2 separate regions of the Mus musculus genome follow, and region 2 is linked to region 1. A link is a loop called in an ENCODE intact Hi-C map of the cell type or tissue named here. Cell type or tissue: left cerebral cortex. All regions are shown on one strand. Each heading gives the region's core, and the rest is flanking DNA. Links, peaks and the distances in the headings are about the cores only.

Evidence for each region. A loop is a pair of places that touch in the nucleus more often than their neighbours do. Peaks named below come from ENCODE experiments on the same cell type or tissue, not always from the same donor. Only the 100,000 strongest peaks of a DNase experiment are listed, where the experiment ranks them.
Region 2: it touches region 1 in a loop (2.1-fold over the local background); 10 of 42 quality-filtered maps call a loop at or near these places.

Annotation. Positions count from the first base shown.
Region 1 is chr3:87,856,387-87,862,731 of GRCm38, forward strand. Prcc (papillary renal cell carcinoma (translocation-associated)) reads right to left here. Exons shown (of 7, transcript NM_033573.2): 5 at 5,745-5,888; 6 at 3,760-3,825; 7 at 2,517-2,960. The coding sequence ends at 2,874. Among named protein-coding and RNA genes, the nearest start is that of Sh2d2a, 13 kb to the left of the region's middle. In left cerebral cortex, for the core only: a CTCF peak has its summit at 3,639 (motif pointing left); a DNase peak (open chromatin) is centred at 3,623; H3K27ac peaks cover 229 bases.
Region 2 is chr3:87,793,160-87,798,582 of GRCm38, forward strand. Ntrk1 (neurotrophic tyrosine kinase, receptor, type 1) reads right to left here and starts at 2,003. Exons shown (of 17, transcript NM_001033124.1): 1 at 1,774-2,003. The coding sequence starts at 1,985. It overlaps Insrr (insulin receptor-related receptor), which reads left to right and starts at 3,792. Exons shown (of 22, transcript NM_011832.2): 1 at 3,792-4,349. The coding sequence starts at 4,265. In left cerebral cortex, for the core only: a CTCF peak has its summit at 2,596 (motif pointing right); a DNase peak (open chromatin) is centred at 2,608.

The DNA.
Region 1 (6,345 bases), core at 2,076-4,575:
ATCTTTCTGCAGTTTGAGTCAGATCTTCAGCCACGTCAGTCTCTTCCACTCTTGTCCTGGCCAGTGACAGTACACCTTTATCTTCAAGGACACTCACTGATGGTTTGTTTTGAGGAAGGATCTTACTCTAGAACCCATAAACCTCCTTCCTCTGCCTTCCAAGGGCTAAGACAGGATGCTTGTGTGGCCAGGGCCTTCTCCCCTTTCCCCCTTGACCGTTGCCGTTAGTCCATTAAGCACACATCATTTCTACAGCTCCTCTCTCTCTGATCCATTATCCATCTTCTCTTCCTGTTCATCGGAGGAAGCCTATTTTCTTTTCTCCTTTTCTCGACCCCGTGCCTTTTAGAAAGGGTCTCACCAAGTAGCCCTAGGTGCCCTGGAAATCAGCGATCCACCTGTCCCTGCCTTCCAAAGTATTGAGATTAGTGTGCCACCATACCTAGCCTACCTTTTGAATTTTGAGACTAAGGCTCACACTGTAGGCCTTAAATTTATGGTAATCCTCCTGCCTCTCTACCTTTAAAGTTCAGAAATAATAGGTATGAACTAACACACGTGCCAGCATTTCTCTTGGTGACTAAGAAATTCCAACCACCAAATAAAATGTCATCTTTGGTAGGATTAAAGAGTGACTTTCAAAAAATGTGGCTGGGAGCTGGTGAGGCGGCTTAGCAGATAAGAGCACTTGCCCTTACACAGGACCTGGGGTCTGGTTCCTAGAACCCACACATGGTAGATAACAACCATCCTTAACTCCAGTCCCAGGGATCTTGATTTCCTATCCTGACTTCCATGGACACCTGGCATACGCACATGAATACATGCAGGTACAACAACATATGCATAAATCTTTTGTACTTTATGTGTATGGATATTTTGCTGGTGTGTGTGTCTGAAGGTGCTGGGAATTGAACTCAGGTCTTCCAAAAAAGGTCAGCCAGTGCTATTTTAACCTGAGTCATCTCTCCAGTCTGGCAAATGTTTTAAAAATGTTTTTCTAGAGGGGGGCGTAGTGGTACATGCCTATAATCCCAGCTCTTAGGATACAAGATTTAGGTTTGGTCAGCCTCGGCTATATAGTAAACTCCAGACCAACCCAATTGCTGTAGTGACTATCTCAAAACACATTTTTTTAAAAAGGTAGATGCAGACCCCTTGAGAACTGAAGGTAAAAGGCCCACCTCCTGCTTCCCTGTAGGGTAAGGCACTTCCTACTACATCACAGTACAGACTCTGAAGAGAAGCTACTGAACAGACAGGGTGATAACAACACAGATGTGAAGAGCTGCACCTAGAGTACGCCAGGCCCAGAGAGCACCTGGCACAAAGGGCTCTCAAGATCCCCAATGGGAGGTGGACCTCAGCCCTGGCCCTGAACCTCAGTGGACACCGGGATATAGCTGGAGCTGATGCTCCCTGCTGAGAATGGCTGGATGTACACATCGGAACAACTACAGTCCCTGTGGGACTCAGAGCCCTGTCTGGCTCCAACCCGAAGTAGGTCAGATTTCAGATAAGCTGGTAGTTTTCCTGTAAGTGATGAAACCCTACAACGTACTTAATGAGAAACAGACGCCTCAACTTACCTCCGCACACAGAACCAGAAACTGAGATGTCTCAGTCTACCGGACCCTAGTCCCACCACAACCTCTTCAAACTGTTCCTCTGGCCATAGGCTTGCCTGTCGAGGCACGCTAAACACTACTAAACCCTACCAGGTATTTCCCACCTGCAGTGGGCCAAAGCCGGTGCCCTGCATAGCTCCTCTGCCTAGAACTGACAGGCTCGGGAGTCTTTATCACGCCATCACGCCATTCCTGAAGAGCAGGTAGGGCTCTCTCAGATCCCTGGCAGCTGACTCATGCACGCTGTACACTTTGTGATACTCCCTACTTGAGCCCTGCCTGAACTGAAAGGAAGACACTGCACTGCATACTGTCCCTGGTGTGCACATAGCACCTTACAGCTCCTAGCCCGTATTCCCTTCCATATTCCTCCCTCAAAACGCAGAGATCTTGACGTCTCCATGGAGAGCTCTCTAGCCTCCAACTTCGATGCCTAGCTTGCAGATTAACCTAGAGCGTGCCATGTGATGAACACAACTTACTCCAAATCAGTCCATGCCCTTGACCTCAGTGTAAATTTGATTCACTCTGGGGACAGGTTTTTTGCCAGAACCTGCTAGGTGTCCCTTTATATCTACTGTTTTTTTTTTCTTTGTGTTTTAAAGGTAGGGTCTTGTAACTCAGGCTGGCCTTGAACTCCTGAATGCTAAAATCACAGGCATACCGCACCACACCCACACTGACAAGTCCATCTTGAGACACCGAGGCCAGCAATACTCTGTACTTGGGATCACACACCTGATACCATCCTGTCCCAGGTAAGACACCAACAGGTCCTGGGTGGTCAGAGGATAACGTGGGCAAAGGGGGAAGCAAAGCACGGAGAAGCCCCTGGGGTGCGTGGCAGGGCCCTCTGCACAAGCTCAACTCTGAGATCCAGACACCTTGTAGGCAGCATCTGTCACACTCAATGTTTTATTTCAACAGACATCCCTGTTTAAAAAAAAAAAAAAAAAAAAATGGTGGGAGAGTTCACCATTTCATCACTCCCTGCTGCAAGGAGCACAACTCCCAACCAAGGCCGTAGATCCTCGGGGCAGCGCTCCAGTCTTTCCAGCCCAGCACAGAAAGGAGCTGCATTTTTTAACTTGTTAAGAAAAATCTATCAAATATGTTCCTTCTCCAGAGCTAAGGGCTGAGTCCTCAGGGTAGAGGTCCTGGACTTAGAGCAGCTGGGGTCCTGGAGGTGATGCTGGGGCTGGGCCTCTGTGCCAACGGAGATCCTGGGCCATCAGTCCCTGGGCCCTAGAATCCATATTTGGCTTGGGTCTGCCGGCGACTGAGCTTGTTTTCTGACCAGGTGTTCTTCAGCTCCAGCTCCCGCTCCTTAGCCTATAACACAAAGGAGGGGTTGGGAGAGTCACAGTGGGCACACTGACTAGGGATCACACCCACAGCCTTTGGACACACTAAGCTCACACTGTACCACTGGACATCCCAGACCCAGATTGTTTTGTTTTGTTTTTTTTAAATAAAACAGATAAAGTTGCTATTGAAAAAGCCTTCTGGGGACTCAGTGAGTAGAGGTGGCAGCCACCAAGCCTGATATAGCTGAGTTCAACCCCTGGGACCTGCATGGTGAACAGAAACAACAACAACAAAAACAGTGAAATTTTCCTGACCGCTATACTCACATTGTGGTACACATCTATGTAAATACAGACACACAAACAATAAATAAAATGTACTAATCAACTTCAATAAAAAGGATGGGGCTCAGATGGTAGAGTTCTTCCAGGAAGCACTCAGTTCTATCCCTAGCACCTTGGAAACCAGAGAGACACATGCCCATAACATGCCATAAATCTCAGCACTCAAGGGGCAGACCCAAGGGAATCAGAAGCTCAAAGTCATCCTAGGCTGGAATGCTTGAAACCCTGCCTCAAAAAACCCCAAAAGAACCCTATAATACACTACCCTCTTACATAACATGATTTCACTAAATACCGGAACTAGACTCCTGTGAACCAGAGGCAGGGGGGAATGATATTAAGAACACAGCCTCCCCCTAGTGGCCACATGGAGAACAAGAGAGTATGCCTACCAAAAGGGTGGTGCCTGGCTCCGGCTGTATTAACTTCCCTCCCATCCCCAAGTTTAATGGAATGCTGTGAGCCCTGAGCATCCTCACCTGATGAATCAGATATGTGATCTGGTGTTTCCTCCGCTGCTGGCCAGTTGGCTGTTCACCTTTCTTCTACAAGAGAAAGTAAAAAGAAAAACAAAAAGCAGTCCTTAATTCACAGATGGAAAGACATAAATCTCTCATATGCCTAGACAGTATAAAGCTGACAAACTAAAGCATTAGACATACAGCCCAAATCTTTAGGGAGAACAAGGGAACTTGGAGCTGCTTTTGTGTCTGTATACTTATAAAGCTAACATTTTATTAGAGCCATTATGAAAAACAAATCTAAAATGAGAATGCTTGCTAGAAGCAGCCCATTAATCCCCAACAGGCTGGCTACTCTTTGAAGTCAGGGCAGGAGTCACTGTCTCTTTGATAACCCCACTCTCCCTCAAGCCCGCCTGTGGACACTAGCTTGTAGTGAGTCTAGGACAGCTTTTATACCACAGGCATGTGATCTGCTGACCTCTCTTCAGACTTTCTATCCATCTGCCTCTTAAACCTTCTTCATTTCTGTCCTCTTCTCTCCAGCCTGGGCAAATGTCTGGTCTGGCTCCTACCTACCACTTACTAAACCCTCATCCATCCATCATCTTTGACCGAATCTGTACTGTCCTATCCTATGACATGTCAACCACTTCCCTGGGACAACAAAGTTCACAAGCTCCTTCTTCCTCGATCTATCTTCCAACCTCCATCAGTAACTACATTCAACTCCAAACCACAGGTTGATGCGAACGATTTACTGTCAAGATCTATACTGGTCTGAGCTTTCACTGTGTGGTTTTTCTGTCCTCTGCCCGAGCTGTCTCGGGCTAGAAGCTTTCTCGCCAGCCCCACCCAACTCTCAGAACTCCTCCCCAGAGTCTCCTCAGCACTTATGTAATCAATTTGCACTGTAATCATTTACACTCAAGTGTCCTTAAATCTCATCCCAACTCTGCTGTCAACTTCTTGGGGAGAGAGGGGACTCTATCCTTTCTTCTCTTAAAAAGCAAGCTCAACAAAATGAAATGGGACAACACCCTGAAGCTGGGAAAAGACCAGATTCTAACACTGCTACTCAATGCATTACAACTGTAATTGTAACGTTACAACTGAAGGTGATACACACGGACGTTCATGCCTCCCACAGTAAGCACACACCAGCAGCTGCCTGTGATGATGCCTCTCAAGCCCAACCTAGCAAAGCCCTTTCTCCTAAGTGGTTTTTCCAGTAAACAATGATAGATCTATGCTGCTCTAACCACAATTCTTTGCTCTATCCTGTATGACCGCCAACATTCAGTTAAAATAAATGATGGGGGTCTGGAAGGCCATCTGTGACCATAGAACAAAGAAAAACCAAATTGGTGGTGGTGGGGTGTCATAAAATCCTCGACCTTGGTGTTGCTGGCATGCAGCTCATATCCAGCTACCCCACCCATGGCAAGCTCATAAGTATCCATACTATTCAGTTGCTAAGTGAAGATACTTTCAGCATACTGACTGAAGAAAATGAGCACAGGGACGGCCCTTAGTGTGGGAAACAAGAACAACCAGAGACAGAGGTTAGCTACAACAAACTATGGAAAAAGTAGCAAAAGAAGAGCAGCATGCTTGGGATCCAGGGCCTAGAACCTCTGAAGATCTGCTGTGCCCACTCCCCAAAGATAGGCTGAGCCAGCTCCCACATTAGTAGCATGGAGACTGGTGTGATTAGAGAGCATCTGTAGATGCTGGCTGGTCAGTGGGAAGAGACATACACAGCAGCTGGGAAACCGACCCAATCATTCATTCTCAACAACCAGAGCACACCAGCATCTGGACAGCTGTTAAATTCTGTAAAGTTCTGAAAGGCAAGCTTTGTTCCCATGAAGCTTGGTGTACACTTCATTCCCATGGGCAACAGTATTTGCTAAATATACAGAGGTATATTTAGAGAACAGTAGGTCAGATGAGGTGCAAGGCCTTCCAAGTAGGCCATCCAAATGGTCTTTCACACTTACTTTGCTGAAGGACTTCATGGTTTTCTCTTCTGTCAGTGACTTGGTCATCCACTGCTGAGCCCCACTGAGTTGGTCATCACCTTTGATCTCCACAAAGTTGATTTCCTCTCTCCCTCGGTTCCTCTTGCCCTGTAGCCGCTTAAACTGAAAAATAAAAGTCATCAAAACAGGAGTGCAGGTGTCTGGGAAGTGGGTGAGGAGAGCCGGAGACACTGCTAAGAACCCGCCTCTAGCCTAGAGTGCCCTTGGTTTCTCTCTGTGAAATAGATGTCTACTGGCTCCCATGGAGCCAGGTGAGGGCTGCTGCTCAGGAGGTCTCCTGGAGTCAGAGCCAGGGTGGCCAAGAGTATTTGTAGAGATCCATAAGTGCAAACCAGAAGACTGTTTGCCTGAAAGGTCTATTCTTCATTTCTGTTTTGGACATAACCATGAAGCCTCAAACTCAAAATCCTCCTGCCTCAGTCTCCCAAGGACTAGGATTACAACTTTCAAAATGAGGGTAGGGGGCTGGAGAGATGGCTCAGCGGTTAAGAGCACTGACTGCTCTTCTGGAGGTCCTGAATTAAAATTCCAGAAACCACATGGTGGGTCACAACCATTC
Region 2 (5,423 bases), core at 1,131-3,630, 64 kb before region 1:
CTCCTTAATCGTGAGGGACCCAGGAAGGGAGAGAGGATCCTGGAGTGGATGGACTCACAGATAAGGAGATGGAGACCCCAAGACAGAGATAAGGGCTGAGAACCAGGGAGGCAAAAGACAGACAGACAGACAGACAGACTTGTTTGGGAACTTTCCCTTGGCTTAAAAAAAAAAAAAAAGGAGTAAGGGAACCAGTCAGTCCAAGGGACCCTGTGCTTCCCTGATCCCAGCCTTGTTCCCCATAGGATGGCTATGTGTCTGTCCTCCCCCTGGAGTTCTAAGGAATTGTTGCTAGCCACGTTGAGGGAGTCCAGATCCCTGTTCTGCCCCCAAGGGTTTCAAGCTATAGAGACCCAGGGAGTTGCTAAGAAGATCTATGTAGCCGGGTATGTGTGAGCTGTCAGGCAGTGTGTGTGCTTCATGCCGCCTCATTTGTTCAGATTCATAATCAATCTGTCTATTTGAGTCCATTAGCTCCCTGTTAGCTATGCGGGTGAGGGAGGAGGGAGAGGATTGTGCAGGAGGAGTTGGGAGGATCAGGCCCCACCCAGGGGGGTGAACATTTCAGCTCACCACCCTGCCAGCCTCTTCCTCAATAATCTAGGCTTGCCCACTACCCCTGTCCCTGGGCTGGACTCCCTTGGAGTCTTGAAAGGCTCTGAAGAACGAGAACATTGATGGAAACAATCAGGAGGCTGGACTCTGGTTTGAATGGACAGGCCGGGGAGTAACCATCTAGACTTCAAACCCCATCCCATCCTGCAGGAGCCTAGACCCAGACCAAGACAAGGCCATCTCCTCTCTTCTTGGTCTCCCTAGGGCCATTAGAAAGAGATTGAGTACCTCCGTTAATTACCACAAGATGCCCGAGTAACTCGGTGCCAATCACTGCAGGCTGCTAGCTCCACCAGCGTGCAGAATACTCAAGTATTTTCCAGCCATCACTGTGTGATGCGGAGTTCCTTCAGGTCAATTATACTCTCAAAGGTCTCACTAGCTGCTACAAAGTACTTGAGTATTTTGTAACCGATTATTGCACATTGTCTAAGTACTGCAGAGCTGAAGGTTCCTCCCAGCTCTGGACCTGGAAAATGGGAAAATCACTCAGCAACAGCCCTGACTCCCTGATACAAGAAGGGAGACAAAGGTGAAAGGAGAGATGGGTGAGCAGAGAGAGAAGCAAAGGGGTTTCGTTCCCTGCTTCCCGCATCCAAATCAAGGAGACTTGTGGTCAGTGGAAAGGAAAAAAGAGCTCAGACACCAAGCTGGTTCCTCACCATCTCCCACCAACTCCAGCTCAATCACAAATCCAGAGAAGAGCTGGATTCCCTGCATGACAAGGAAGAGGTTGGGGGCTGGCTTCCCCCTAAGTAAAAGAAGATAGCAAAGGTGCCACACTGCCAAATTCTGCACAGCTAACCACTCCTCCATGGGCTTAGGAACTTGGGCTCTTGATTGAACCCCACAAAAAGGTTCTTATCCTAGATCGCTGGACCAATGCCTAATCCACCTAGTTTCGGTCTTGCTCTACCCCAAACCAGCACCACAGTTAGCTACCCTTAATCCTGAGCGACATCCAGACAGTGACTGCGCGGCTCTGCCAGGGTGGTGGCAGCGGGAGAAGCCGCCGCAGCACAGCCAAAGGCTACACGTGCCAGTCTCCTACAGCAGCCAAGCCTGACCCCTCAAGCCAGAGGTGAATGAGTGCGCGCCCTCGGGGAAGGGCTGTGCCCTCCTGACCCCGCACCCCTCCCCCGAACGACACACACTCACAGCTCCGTCAGGTTCCCGGCGCCCCGCAGGCCGCGGAGGGTATCCAGGGACCCTGCCCTGGTGCAGCGCAGCCCCGAGGGGCCCACGGGACAGCAGACCTCGCGACAGGATGCGGCGGAGGCACAGGCCAGCATCAACGAAGTCATCAGACTGCCTAGCCCCGCGGCCGGGCGATGCCAGCCCAGCTGCCCGAGCCGCTGGCCTCGCAGCATCGCGGCGGCGCCCGCCTTGCTCGGGCCGCGCAGCCGTCCGTGCGCTCCTAGCTGCCGCCGCCCGGCCTCGCGCGACACGTGCGCGGGGCGGTGTTAAAGACTAGCCACCAGGAGAGGGCGGCACCCACGGCCCCGCCCCGCCCCGCCTGCCAATGCCCCCAGTGCCCCCTCCCCTTTTGAGGCCCTAATGCCAGCTCGCCTTCCTAATGTCCCTCGCGGCTGCAGGAGACCTGGGGCGGGGGGCTGCCATAGATTGCCTCACAAGTGTCTTCTGAGGCTGGGGGAGCTAGGAAGCTGATACCTTATTTCTCACAGTAAAACAGCTGCATTTTCAGATTTGCGGGGAAGTGGAGAAATTGAGCAAGGGAAGGGTTGAAGTCCAGGTCATCCCAGCCAGCCTCACGGTGCACTTTACTTAAGAGGGTGTGCATGTCACTTGGAATAAGTTAGGTGAACGCTCTCCAGACCCTAGTAAGGAAAGGGAGAGGGCCTCAGCATGGCTGGATGCAGAACCTGGGGAGAAAAATAGTGGGAGAGAAGAGTCCTTAGAACACAATTGGAGGAAGATTGGAAAGTGGAGACCTCTCGGTCCTCAAAAGACCACAGGGTGGCGCTAGAAGCCCTCGCGCCCGGCGTTTGCGCTCGGCCTGGGGCTTCGAGGGCGGAGAAGAGCAGTTCTGAGCCTTTCTAAGCTGTGCCTCTGGTCTTAGGGTCAGTTCCCAATCCTAACCATCCATCTGGGGCCCCAGAGCCGAGCCATGGCCAGGCAGACCAAGCTTGGCATCGATCGCCGTCCTGACAAGAGCATCGATTTCTGTGCGGAGAAATTAATAGATCTCTTAGTTCTTCGGACGTGGGAGCTGGGAACCATCGGCTCACGGTATTTGTGAACCTGGGAAGTCTCAGGCCCAGCATCCAGGCCACTAAATGGCAAGTCTTGCGCAATGGCCTTCTTGACTGCACGTATAAGTGTCGCGTTTAAGAGATCATCCCATCATGAATTGTCCTCCAAGTGGCCCCGAATAAGTACATATATAGAGACCCACTAAGCATCCTGAGTTCTTAAAAGTAACCAAATGGAGCCAGGCAGTGGTGGCACACGCCTTTAATCCCAGCACATGGGAGGCAGAGGCAGGCAGATTTCTGAGTTCGAGGCCAGCCTGGTCTACTTCCAGGACAGCCAGGGCTACACAAAGGAACCCTGTCTCGAAAAACCAAAAAAAAAAAAAGTAACCAAATGAAGGAGGAATCTCACAGAGAGAAGAACGACTCGTCTCCTAGGGATTTGAGCCAAAACCAAGGGATTTGACGGGGACATACCCCGCGCCAAGGAAGTATGTTCAAAGTAGCCTCGGGAGGCTGGGAAGGGCTGTGAGAGGCGAAGTGGTGAGGTCGAAGTGGTGAGGTCTTCAGGTTTCACCAGTGGAGTCCGACCTGTCCAGGCTGCGGGAAGTTACCCCGCAGATGTCAAAACACCTGTTGGACTCCAGAACTCCCCTGCAAATCAAGCCAGGGAGCCCAGCCGCTCCCTCCAGATCTGCAGCGAGCGGGTTGGGGGGGTGGGGATGGGGGAGAGAGGGAAACTGAGACAGAGAGAGGGGTTCCAGAGCTCAGTTCTTGGCCCCCAACCTTATTTCCCCAACACATCTGTCCCCCACCTCCCTCAGTTGACAGGCTAAATATTTTCCCTTGACTTGGTGGGAGGGGCGGAGAGAACAGAGAAGTCGGCGGGCGGCGGCGTAAACCAATCCGTTTCTGGAAAGGGCGGGAGCTGGGCGAGGTCCCTGCCTTTCTGCCCCACCAGCCGCGGCCGGTCGACCGAGAGTGGAAGTCTGCATGTCCAGGAGGTCCGCGGAGTGTCTCGGGGTGGAGTGCTGCGGGTGTCTCGGGACCCCGCTGCCGCCCCTTGGGGCACTCCCGGGGCTCACCGGGGGCTTCCACTCTGCCTCCCCTCAGGACTGCCTGGACTGTCTGGATCTTTGTGTTCTGAATCATCCTCCCTCTGGATGCCTCTCTGAGGCTCCTCCACTCCTATCTGCATCTCTGTCCCAGTATCTGTCTCTGGACCACACTGAGGCTGTCTCTAGCTGCTTGTCACAGGCTTTGTTTCCTCTGTTCCGAAATTCTTTTCTATCTCCCGCGGTCTCTATTTGAGATCTCTAATCCCTTTGCCTTTGTGTGTCGTCGTCGTCCCCACCCCTGCCACTTCACACTGGAACCTGGGTCTGCATCCTCCTTTCTCCCTGGAGGATACCTGGAAGACAACCAGGGCTGAGGTCATGGCAGTGCCTGCTCTGTGGCCCTGGGGAGTACACTTGCTTATGAGCCTGCTGTCCTTGGGATCTGGCCTGGACACACTAGAGGGTGAGTCCCCAGCAACGTCCGTCTAACCCCCATCTCCCTCCAGAACACCTATACTTAACTTAGTCTTTGGTTGGTTGGTTTTGGTGTCTCCAGACAGGGTTTCTCTGTGTTACCCTGGCTGTCCTAAAACTCTATCTGTAGACCAAGCCGGCCTTGAACATAGAGATCCACCTGCCTCCACCTCTCAAGAGCTGGGGTTGAAGGTGTGCAGCACAACTGATTCCTAGTTAGTCTTTATTGGGACGGGAAGACGAGGATCAGCTCTCAGAAGGACTTTTTGCCAGCTAGAACTGTTATATGAAGAGTTTTCTCTCTCAGCTCCCCTAAGAGGTTAAGGAGTTAGAAATGGAACGAACAGATGTTCTTCAACTCACGGCTGTTAGTGAAACCGCGATCCCAGTAAAGTCTGAGTTTAAACCAAAATGAGACTGAGAATTGGAGGTTGCTTCTAGGGCCACTGACTGATAAGAGGCAGGCTGGGATCGAAGCTGAAAACCAGGCACCATTAAGCAATTTGACTTACTGTGTGGATTGTAGGCTCAGAGACAGGAGAGGCAGACCCAGGGCAAGTCCTGAGCTCTGGCACCCCAGGCTTTCATCTGTGTTGGTGGGGACCCTGGGGTCCCACTGTGGGCAGGAGGGCTGTCTGAGAGAGGACTGCCTCTCCTCCGTAACTCAGTGATATACCTCAGATTCACACTTCTCACCAAAGGCACCTAGGGAGTGGGAGTGGGACTAATGCAGACCAAATAGCCCCTCATGGGTTGCCAGGGGCTATGTGGGACAAAGAAGAAGCAACAGAAGAGGAAACAGTAAGTGTATAACGCCATCATTTAATCTGCCTTTGTCCTCCATACAGAGTTTGGGAACTCAACACTCTGGGAACGGGAAGGGTCTTAAAACATTCTTCTAAGTGGGGGCTTCCAGGACCAAGCCAGGGCTCCCTTTCCTGTAAGGATAATACAGATGGACTGGGGTAAGGTGTCTCATGAAAGAGGCCAGAAGATTTGCAATGCATGGTGATCTACCTGAACGCCCTACCCCTGTTCCTTCTGTGCCAGGACACTGCACAGC